2 separate regions of the Homo sapiens genome follow, and region 1 is linked to region 2. The links are chromatin loops, found by intact Hi-C in ENCODE. Cell type or tissue: heart right ventricle. All regions are shown on one strand. Links, peaks and the distances in the headings refer to the core of each region. The heading gives the core; the rest is flanking DNA.

Region 1 (5,331 bases), core at 179-5,178, 94 kb before region 2:
GGAGGCCTGGGTCAAGTCACTGCCCTCACTCCCAGTCCCTGAGCTTGAGTTTCGCTCTTTTAATGGGAAGCATGACCTTCATGCTTCATGGAGACTTTGGGGTATGTGGCATCTCTTGGTACCCAGTAAATGTTTGCTAAGTGGACAGAGCCACATTGAGCAGGGCAGAGGAGAGGACCCGCCTCAGGCCCCCACACCATGGTCTTGGGAGCCAGACAGGCTCAGCAGCTCGCAGCCCACGCTGCCGCAGGAATATTTGTCAACTGAGCGAAAGGATTTGGGGTTTGGCACAATTGCACCCTCCGTCTCCTCTCCTGGTGATTAAAGGTGAAGCCATTCTCGCTTGCCAGCCCTGCCAGCTCAGCCCTGACTCACCACTTGGCAGTGTCCCCATACCCTGGAATGCACCCCCACCCTGTCCTCACAGAGGCCCTGCGATGATGGCCTAAGGGAGAAAGTGACATTCAGAGTGAAGCCTGAGGATGCAGCCAAGTGAAGGAAGAGTCAGCCCCCAGACCTGTCCCACCTGCCCTTGACTCTCTGCCCTGTCCAACCTCTCCATTCCCACAGCCCTGGCTCACTATCCTCTCCTCAGCCTTTCCCCAGCCTCCCAGCTCCCACTCTTGCCCTTCTGCCCCCAAGAGACCCCAGAGCAGTCTTCCTACACCCAACATTGACTTCCCTCCCTTGCTTATAGTCGTCCGTGGCTCCCTGGCACCCCCAGGACAAAGTCCCAGCTCCTCAGTGCACCCCCTGCCATCTCTCCTCAGCCCTCCATGCACTCTAAGTAACCCTGAAGCCACACCAGTGTCCTTCTGTTCCTTGAGCGGGCCAAGCTCTCTCCTGCCTCAGGCCCTGTGTGCAAGCTGTCCCCTCTGCCAGCACGCCATCCCCTTCCCCTTCACCTAGTTAATGACAACCAACCCTTCCAGTTCCCAGTTAAATTACACTTTTTTTTTTTTTTTTTTGAGATGGAGTTTTGCTCTTGTTGCCCAGGCTGGAGTGCAATGGCTTGATCTCGGCTCACCGCAACCTCCACCTCCCAGGTTTAAGCGATTCTCCTGCCTCACCCTCCCAAGTAGCTGGGATTACAGGCATGCGCCACCATACCCAACTAATTTTGTACTTTTAGTAGAGACAGGGTTTCTCCATGTTGGTCAGGCTGGTCTTGAACTCCTGACCTCAGGTGATCTGCCTGCCTTGGCCTCCCAAAGTGCTGGGCTTACAGGCGTAAGCCACTGTGCCTGGCCTTAAATGACACTTCTAAGGGGAAAACAAAGCCCTTTCCTCTTGTCATCTGCTTTCTCTGCAAGCCTGAGTTTGCAGTTCTTCATTTGTCATAGCAGTGTGTGGTCAGTGTCTGCGGGGAGGGCCAGGCAGGCTCACCCGTCTTGCTCCACATTGAATCCCCTGTGCCCAGCATGGCGCCTGCACGCAGAAGATGATCAGAAAACATTGACTTAATTAAGTGCAGTAATAGCTAATAATAATAATAATAGCTAATGGGGCCGGGCATGGTGGCTCATGCCTGTAATCCCAGCTGGGAGGCCAAGGCGGGCAGATCGCCTGAGGTCTGGAGTTCAAGACCAGCCTGTCCAACATGGTGAAACCCCGTCTCTACTAAAAATACAAAAGTTAGCCAGGTGTGGTGGTGGGTGCCTGTAATTCCAGCTACTCAGGAGGCTGAGGCAGGAGAATCGCTTGAACCCGGGAGGTGGAGGTTGCAATGAGCCGAGATCACACCATTGCACTTCGGCTTGGGCGACGAGCAAAACTCCGTCTCAAAAATACTAACTAACTAAATAATAATAATAGCTAATGGTTAGAGACTGCTGCTGCACAGGCGCTGTGCTGCATACTCGGGAGGATTAAGCCATTTAATTCCCTCAGCAATCTCATGAGTTAGATCCTGTTATCATTCCCACTCTACAGATGAGGGAACTGAAGCACAGAGAGGGAAAGCGACTTGCCCCAGGTCACACAGCTAAGAAATGGCAGGGACAATATCTGGACTCAGGCAAGATTGGGGAAGTAGGAGTGAAACCCTCCAGTGGCGTCTTCTACCTTAGCTCTGATACCGGGGAGCACCACCTGTCCTGCCGAGCTGGGCACAAGCCCTGGGTCCTGGGGGTGTTCCCTGGCTCGGCAGCAGAGGGCAGCAGAGAGCCCAGTCCCGTTCCAGTCCTGCGCTGGGACCTGCCCGTGTGCCCTGCTCTCCCAGAGTGGCCTTAGCATCGCTAAAAGTTGGAAACTAGGGGCGGCATGACCCCTCTCCCAAGGTGGCCACGAGGATTAGCGATATGGCGCATGTGAAACGCCAGGAAAGAAACCTGACCAATGTTCACTACTGGAGAGGGCACAGACTCAGAGGCCGCGCAACTGTGGGTTTGAATCCCAGCTCCTCACTTCTCTCCGTGCCTCAGTGTTCTCTTTTGTAAAATTGGGACCAGACTGGCCAGGCCCGGTGGCTCACGCCTGTAATCCCAGCACTTTGGGAGGCCGAGGTGGGTGGATCATTCCAGGTCAGGAGTTGGAGACCAGCCTGGCCAACATGGTGAAACCCTGTCTGTAGTAAAAATACAAAAAAAGTAGCTGGGCGTGGTGGTGCACTCCTGTGAACCCAGCTACTTGGGCGGCTGAGACACGAGAATCGTTTGAACCCAGGAGGCAGAGGTTGCACTGAGCGTAGATTCCACCACTCCCTCCAGCCTGGGCGACAGAGCGAGACTCCGTCTCAAAAAAAAAAAAAAAAAAAAAAAAATGAGGACGAGGCTAGAATCCACCCCATGGGATCGCAATGAACATTAAATGGGTTAAACTGTGGTGAGGCACTGCAGGGTCCACGCGAGAGCAGCGGTGCCGCTGTGACTGCTCTCTAACCCCCAGCTGTGTCCTCCCTGCTCTGGTTCACACCAACCGGCTTTGAGCACTCTGGGTTTCTCTCTCCTTGTCTGCCCCTGAGCACCGTGTTCCCCAAACGGAGGTGGGATCAGGATCCGGCAAGTGCCAGGCCGGAGTCTGAGCCCAGAGATGGGACAAAGATGGGCAAGAGTCGGGGGTGGGGGTAATCCCCACAGAAGGTAAAACTGAGGCTCGGGGGTTGGGGACGGCCGGCCTGCCTGCCTACGACCGTCTGATGGACGTCGCCTGGTCTGAGCTGGTTCCAGAGCTGGGTGGGGTGTCTGTTGACTGAGAGGGGAGAGAGAAGAGACTGGGAAGAGAGAGGCAGGGACATTGAAAGATGGTCACAAGAAGTTGGCAGTGGAACATAGGGGGACAGAGATGGGCAGAGGAGGGGGCAGGGCCGAGGATATGGTACCTGCGGGCCGGGCGTCGGGGGCCCGGGCGGGTGGCCCCGGGGTCTCCAGCGCAGGCGAGACGGAGAAGCGGGAGAAGCACAGCGGGGGGCCTGGAGGGGGGAGGAGGGGGAAATCCTCCGCCCACTCGAAACTGCCTCCTGCGGCAGAAGGAAAGACCGCGGTCAGGCTGCAGACACCTGCGGCACTCCCGCCCTCTGGTCCCGCCCCTCCCGACCAAGCCCCTCCCACCCCATAGACCCCGCCCCGTCCGCCCCATGGCTCCCGCCCCCTCCCGCCCCATAGGGCCCGTCCTCACCAAAGCCGCTGTCGTTGCTGGGAAACCCATCTCCGGGGGTGGCGGGGTGGGGAGGTGTCGGGGGCGCTGGAGGCGTTGACGGGTCCGTGTCCCCCTCGGGGGGGGCCTGGACGCTCAGCTCGTTGGTTGGCGTCTCCTGTGAAGGCAGATTAGGGGGAAGCCAGAGGGGACAAACCTTCACGTCCCATTTACCGCATCCCCCAAAAGCAACAAAACCGGCTAATATTTCTGGGGCTCTAGGAATCCCAATTTGTAATCACTGACTCGCACGCTCTGGAGAGGTGGCTGGAGCCCCTAATCTGGCTTCGAAGCCTTGGGCCAGCCTTAACCTCAACCTGGCCAGAGGCTCCTTTCCTGACAGCGGAGCCCCGCGCACAGCTAAGTAGCCCAACGCAGGGATTCTCTCCTGGCTCATTAACGTGAGGCCTCCACCGGATCCCCTAACCCAAAGCGATCTCCATAAGCCCCACCCCGTCCACGTCAGTCCCACCCACCTCTGAGATCTTGACCTGCTCCAGTGGCCCTCCCAACCCCTGCCCCATCCTGAGCGCATGCCGTGCTGGATGCTGTGACCCTGCCCCTGAGCCCTCCCTCAGAAGTAGACCTGCTCCCGCCCTCCAAGTCCCACCCCTCTGAAAACATTTCAGTGGCCCAGGCCCCAGTTCTTGGCCTTGTTTCCATTCCTTTCATAATCTCAGCCCAGTATGCCCGCCCCAGGTTCATCTAGACAAGGTCCCAGTTCCTCAGCACCACTCGCCCTCCCTTTTTCTCTTCAACACCATATCCTGTGTTTTTCTTTTTGTTTTAGACAGAGTCTCACTGTCGCCCAGGCTGGAGAGCAGTGTTGTGATCATGGCTCAATGCAGCCTCAACCTCCTGGGCTCAAGCGATCCTCCCACCTGAGCCTCCTAAGTAGCTGGGACTACAGATGCGCACCACCACACCAAGATAATTTTTTTCTTTTTAAGAGACGAGGTCTCGCCATTTTGGCTAGGCTGGTCTCGAACTCTTGACCTCAAGTGATCCTCCCGCCTCGGCCTCCCAAAGTGCTGGGATTACAGGCGTGAGCCACCCGGGACAGGCCTAACTCTTAACACATTCCTCAACCCATCTCTCTAAAGACCCGTCCCAGTCGTTAGGTTCGCTCATCCCTGACCTCACCCCAGAATACGTTAAGACTGCCTGCTCCATCTCTGAAGCCCACCTGCAGCCTAGCCATGGCCCTTCCCTAGTGGGTAAGATCTGCTCCAACCCGAACCAGCCTACAGACACTAGAACTCTAGTCAACAAACCATGCCCAAACTCTCACTAGGCCCCTTCACCATCCAGGCCTCTTCTCAACACTTCCTCCCTAGCCTCTCCAGGATCCCATACTTGACTACCCAGTACCCCCTCTTTCCTTCCAGACCCACACTCTCTCTCCAGACCTCTCCTCGCCCTCTAGACCACGCCCCCGTCACAAGCCCTGCCCTCACCCTAGGTCCCGCCCCAGCTCTAGGCTCGGCCCATACTCCTGGCCCTGCCCCATTGCCAGGCCCTGCCCTCACACTCAAAGCCTCCTCCCATCTTCCTAGTCCCGCCCCATTTCCCTGACCAGTCTCTCCCCAGACCCCGCCTTCACCCCTCAGGCCCTTCCCGCGCCCTGCTCCATCCGCCCCGCCCTAGGCTCCGCCCCCATTCCAGCCTTGGATTTTCTCCAGGCCTCCTCTTGCCGCG
Region 2 (5,331 bases), core at 192-5,191:
ATTATTATTATATTATTATTATTATTATTATTATTATTATTAGAGATGAAGTCTCGCTCTGTCGCCCAGGCTGGAGTGTAGTGGTGCCATCTTGGCTTACTGCAACCTCCGCCTCCTGGGTTCAAGCGATTCTCCTGCCTCAACCTCCCGAGTAGCTGGGATTACAGGTGCCCGCCACCATGCCTGGCTAATTTTTGAATTATTAGTAGAGACGGGGTTTTGCCATGTGGGCCAGGCTGGTCTCGAACCCCTGACCTCAGGAGATCCACCTGCCTCGGCCTCCCAAAGTGCAGGGATTACAGGCGTGAGCCACTGTGACCAGCCTTGATTTTGCTTATGTTTTTCTTTCTCCTTATACCTTGACATTGTCCCATCTTGGAACTTTAAACAAATAAGTTTCTGGTTTTTTTAAATAGTTCCGTGGTATTTCATAACATAGGATATACAATAATTCTTGCTTAACCAGTTTCCTAGTGACTGATATTAATGTTCAATCTTTTGCCTATGTATATACAATGTAAACTTTAAACACAATGCCTTGTACATGCAGTACTTGGCATTGAACACACTTACCTCTAGGACAAATATCTGGACAAAGAATTGCTTGGTCAGAGTCTGTACATTTGTAATTTTGATATGTAATGGCTACATTTCCCTCTATAGAAATTGTGGAAGCTTGTTCTCTGAGCCGGGGGTGTGGTTAACACCTGAAATCCCAGCACTTTGGGAGGTCGAGGCAGGCGGATCACTTGAGGCCAGCAATAGGAGACCAGACTGGCCTACATGACCCCATATCTACTAAAAATACAAAAATTAGCTGGGCATGGTGGTGCGCGCCTGTGGTCCCAACTACTCGGAAGGCTGAGGCATGAGAATTGCTTGAACTGGGGAGGCAGAGGTTGTAGTGAGCCAAGATCGTACCAATGCACTCCAGTCTGGGCAACAGAGCGAGACCCTGTCTCAAAATAAAATGAAAAAAGAATTATTTGCAGTCAGGCACGGTGGCTCATGCCTGTAATCCCAGCACTTTGGGAGGCCAAGGCAAGTGGATAGCTTAAGCCCAGGAGTTCAAGACCAGCCTGGGCAACATGGCAAAATCCTATCTCTACAAAAAAAAAAAATTAGCCAGGCGTGGTCGTGCATGCCTGTAGTCCCAGCTACTTGGGAGGCTGAGGCAGGAGAATCGCTTGAACCCTGGAGGTGGAGGTTGCAGTGAGCCGAGATCACTCCATTGCACTCCAGCCTAGGCAACAAGAGCAAAACTCTGTCTCAAAAATAAAAAATAAAAGAAAAAACAGAAGAAAATACCAAGTGTGGCAAGGATGTTGAGAAAATGGGGCCCTTGTGCACTGTTGGTGAGCATGTAGAATGGTACAGCTGCTATGGAAAACAGTTTGGCAGTTCCTCAAAAAATTAAAGATAGAATTACCATATTAACTCAGCAGTTCCACTTCCAGGAATATGCCCAAAAGAACTAAATACTAGGTGGGGGCACTCTGACAGATATTTGTACACCAATGTTCATAGCCACATTATTTGCAATGACCAAAAGCTGAAACTATCCAAATATCTGCCGTTCATGAATGAATGGATAAACAAATTATGCTATATTCATACAATGGAATATTATTCAGCTGTAAAAAGGAAGGAAATTCGTCCGGGTGCAGTGGCTCATGCCTGTAATCCCAGCACTCTGGGAGGCCGAGGCGGGCGGATCACCTGAGGTCAGGAGTTCAAGACCAGCCTGGCCAAAATGGCCAAACCCCGTCTCTACTAAAAATACAAAAATTAGCCGGGCCTGGTGGTGCGCGCCTGTAGTCCCAGCTGCTTGGGAAGCTGAGGCATGAGAATGGCTGGAACCCAGGAGGCGGAGGTTGCAGTGAGTGGAGATTGCGCCACTGCACTCCAGCCTGGGCGACAGAGCCAGACTGTCTCAAACAAACAAACAAAAGGCCAGGCACAGTGGCTTACGCCTGTAATCCCAGCACTTTGGGAGGCTGAGGCAGGCAGATCACGAGGTGAAGAGATTGAGATCATCCTGACCAACATGGTGAAACCCTGTCTCTACTAAAAATACAAAAATTAGCTGGGCATGCTGGCGTGCGCCTGTAGTCACAGCTATTCGGGAAGCTGAGGCAGGAGAATCACTTGAACCCGGGAGGTGGAGGTTGCAGTGAGCTGAGATCGCGCCACTGCACTCCAGCCTGGAAACACAGCAAGACTCCGTCTCAAACAAACAAAAAACACCACACACAGGAATAGCTAAAATAGGGTGCAGCCACTTCCTCTAGGGCTGAAGCCAAACTCCCAAGAAAGAAAGAAATTGGGAAGAAGGACTTCCCTGCCCAACCGGCTCCCCACACAAGATTAGAGTTTCGCTGCAGAGGTATGGTCATGACCCACTGGGTGACTGAGAAGTTCACTGAAGTGCAACAGGCCACTGAAATTTGCTAGGGGGAGGGGTAAACGTCACTGCGTGTCTAGTGCAGGGCTGGCCCCTGTCCATCACAAGATCCCGCTAAGAGGAGCTCGTGAGAATCAGGAAGAGCCCCATCCTCATTCAGTGTTCCTCCAGCGCCCTCTGCTGACAAGGTTTAACACTGAGCTAGCTGGCAGAGGAGAAATGTTTACAGGGTCCAGCTCCAATATCACAAAAACGGCAGAGAGGCATGAAGTTGGAGCCACCAGCCTGTAAACTGATAACTGGTACAAGGTGGTTGTTAGAATGAAATCCAGTGAATGGATTGGATGTGGTGGCTTACGCCTGTAATCCCAGCACTTTGGGAGGCCAAGGCAGGAGGATCGCTAGAGGCCAGGAGCTCCAGACCAGCCTGGGCAACACAGTGAGACCCCATCTCTACAAAAATTTTAAAAATTAGGTGGGCGCAGGCTGGGCATGGTGGCTCATGCCTATAATCCCAGCACTTTGGGAGGCCAAGGCAGGTGGATCACCTGAGGTCAGGAGTTTGAGACCAACCTGGCCAACATGGCAAAACCCCATCTCTACTAAAAATACAAAAACTAGCCAGGCGTGGTGGCACACTTCTAGTCCCAGCTACTTGGGAGGCTGAGGCAGGAGAATTGCTTGAATCCAGGAGGCAGAGGTTTCAGTGAGCCGAGATAGAGCCACTGCACTCCAGCCTGGGCAACAGAGTGAGACTCCTTCTCAAAAAAAAAAAAAAAAAAAAAAAAGCTGGGTACATGTGGTCTAGCTACTCCAGAGGCTGAGGTGGGAGGATCACTTGAGCCTGGGAGTTGGAGGCTGAAGCTGAAGTAAGCTGTGACTGCAACAGTGCACACCAGCCCAGGTCACAGAGCGGAATCCTGTCTCAAAAAGAATTAAATGCAATGAATACTAACAGAAAGTAATTTTGAACGTAATTGTTTCTCTTCTGAACAGCCTGTGGTCTCCTGAAATTCAAAACTGTGAATTGGGTCCTTGATGAGGTCCCTTTCCACTAGGTAACATTCTGTGGCTCCCCACAGAAATAAAGAGGTGAACCTCAGCCGGGCGCAGTGGCTTACTCCTGTAATCCCAGCACTTTGGGAGGCTGAGGCAGGTGGATCACTGGAGGTCAAGAGTTCGAGACCAGCCTGGCTAACATGGTGAAATCCCATCTCTACTAAAAATACCAAAAATTAGCCAGGCGTGGTGGTGCATGCCTGTAACCCCAGCTACTAGGGAGGCTGAGGCAGGAGAATCACTTGAAACCGGGAGGCGGAGGTTGCAGTGAGCCAAGATCGCGCCATTGCACTCCAGCTTGGGCAACAAGAGCAAAACTCCGTCTCAAAAAGAAAAAAAGTGGGGGTAGGGGGGAGGGATAGCATTAGGAGATATACCTAATGTTAAATGATGAGTTAATGGGTGCAGCACACCAACATGGCACATGTATACATATGTAACTAACCTGCACGTTGTGCACATGTACCCTAAAACTTAAAGTATAATAAAAAAAGGGGTGACCCTCAAAAGTGGGCAGTGAAAAGTGAAAAGAGCAGAGATTTTTATGTCCAGACACCTGGGTTCAATTCCAGCTTTCTCCATGTATTAAAGGAGTGCCTGCTGGGCATGATGCCTCTGCTCCCAGCACCTTGGGAGGCTGAGGCAGGAGGATTGCTTGAGCCCAGGAGTTCAAGACCAGCCTGGGCAACATAGTGGGACCGTATGTCTTCTAAAAATAAAAATAAGAAATTAGCCAGGTGTGGTTGTGTGCACCTGTGGTCTCAGCTACTCGGGAGGCTGAGGCAGGAGGATCTCTTAAGCCCGGGATTTCAAGGCTGCAGTGAGCTGTGATCACACCACTGCACTCCAGCCTGGGTGACAGAGCAAGATTCTGTCCCCAAAAAAATAAATAAGTAAAGCAATTCTGGCTGTACTAATAGATCAGCCTCAGAATTTCAGCGGCTGAAGCCAAGTTTGTTTCTTTTTCCTATAAACTGTAGTTGGTGCAGGAAGGGTGGAAGGAAGTTGGTGGGGGGATATCCATGCATTCCCAGACATTTGGTTCCTTCCATCTTATGGCTCTGCCATCCCCGGGAGTCCCAGATTCTCCCCTGGAGTCTCTGTATCCAGAAGCAGAGAGGGAGTGGAGAGTCACGTGGCGTGCGTTTATGGGCCAGGCCTGGAAATAGCCGCACATCACATCGCCGCCACCTATACTTCCTTGGCCAGACCCAGTCTCTTGGCCCCACACATAGCAGCAGGGGAGAAGAGAAAAGGTCATCACGCCATATTCCCAGCAGAAAAATGAAATGGGGTTGGGTGGACAGCTCACCAGTCTCTGCCCTGCACCACTTTCCTAGCTTTGTCCCCTTGGACGAGCGACATGGTTTCTGTAAGGCTCAGTTTCTGGCTCCGAAAATGAGGTTAAGCAACCTTGCCTTCTCTGCCAGCTGTAAGGAATCAGTGTGATAAAATAGGTGGTAAATTGCTCAATAAATGCTGTCAGGCAGGGCGTGGTGGCTCACAGCTGTAATCCCAGCAGTTTGGGAGGCCGAGGTGGGCAGAGCACCTGAGGTCAGGAGTTCGAGACCAGCCTGGCCAACATGGGGAGACCTCGTCTCTACTAAAAATACAAAATTAGCCAGGCGTGGTGGTGGGCGCTTGTAATGCTAGCTACTCGGCTGAGGCTGAGGCAGGAGAATTGCTTGAGCCTGGGAGGTGGAGGTTGCAGTGAGCCGAGATCGCGCCATTGCACTCCAGCGTGGGCAACAGAGTAAGACTCTGTCTTAAAAAAAAATAATAAAAGGTGGCAAATTGCTCAATAAGTGCTGTTGTGATTATTCTGATGATATCTCCCTCTTCAGCCCTCCCACACCCAATTAATCTGC

Evidence for each region. A loop is a pair of places that touch in the nucleus more often than their neighbours do. Peaks named below come from ENCODE experiments on the same cell type or tissue, not always from the same donor. Only the 100,000 strongest peaks of a DNase experiment are listed, where the experiment ranks them.
Region 1: it touches region 2 in a loop (11-fold over the local background); 87 of 110 quality-filtered maps call a loop at or near these places.

What each region holds. Positions count from the first base shown.
Region 1 is chr19:48,487,789-48,493,119 of GRCh38, forward strand. LMTK3 (lemur tyrosine kinase 3) reads right to left here. Exons shown (of 15, transcript NM_001388485.1): 13 at 3,616-3,751; 14 at 3,320-3,457. Among named protein-coding and RNA genes, the nearest start is that of CYTH2, 21 kb to the left of the region's middle. RefSeq lists an enhancer at 2,180-2,751 and silencers at 3,267-3,446, 3,507-3,586, 5,166-5,331. In heart right ventricle, for the core only: CTCF peaks have their summits at 2,132 (motif pointing right) and 2,337; DNase peaks (open chromatin) are centred at 361 and 2,153; H3K4me3 peaks cover 434 bases; H3K27ac peaks cover 1,187 bases; H3K27me3 peaks cover 450 bases.
Region 2 is chr19:48,581,881-48,587,211 of GRCh38, forward strand. The region is part of intron 2 of SULT2B1 (sulfotransferase family 2B member 1); the gene reads left to right. Among named protein-coding and RNA genes, the nearest start is that of SPACA4, 22 kb to the right of the region's middle. In heart right ventricle, for the core only: CTCF peaks have their summits at 2,581 (motif pointing left) and 2,788; a DNase peak (open chromatin) is centred at 2,541; H3K4me3 peaks cover 421 bases; H3K27ac peaks cover 757 bases.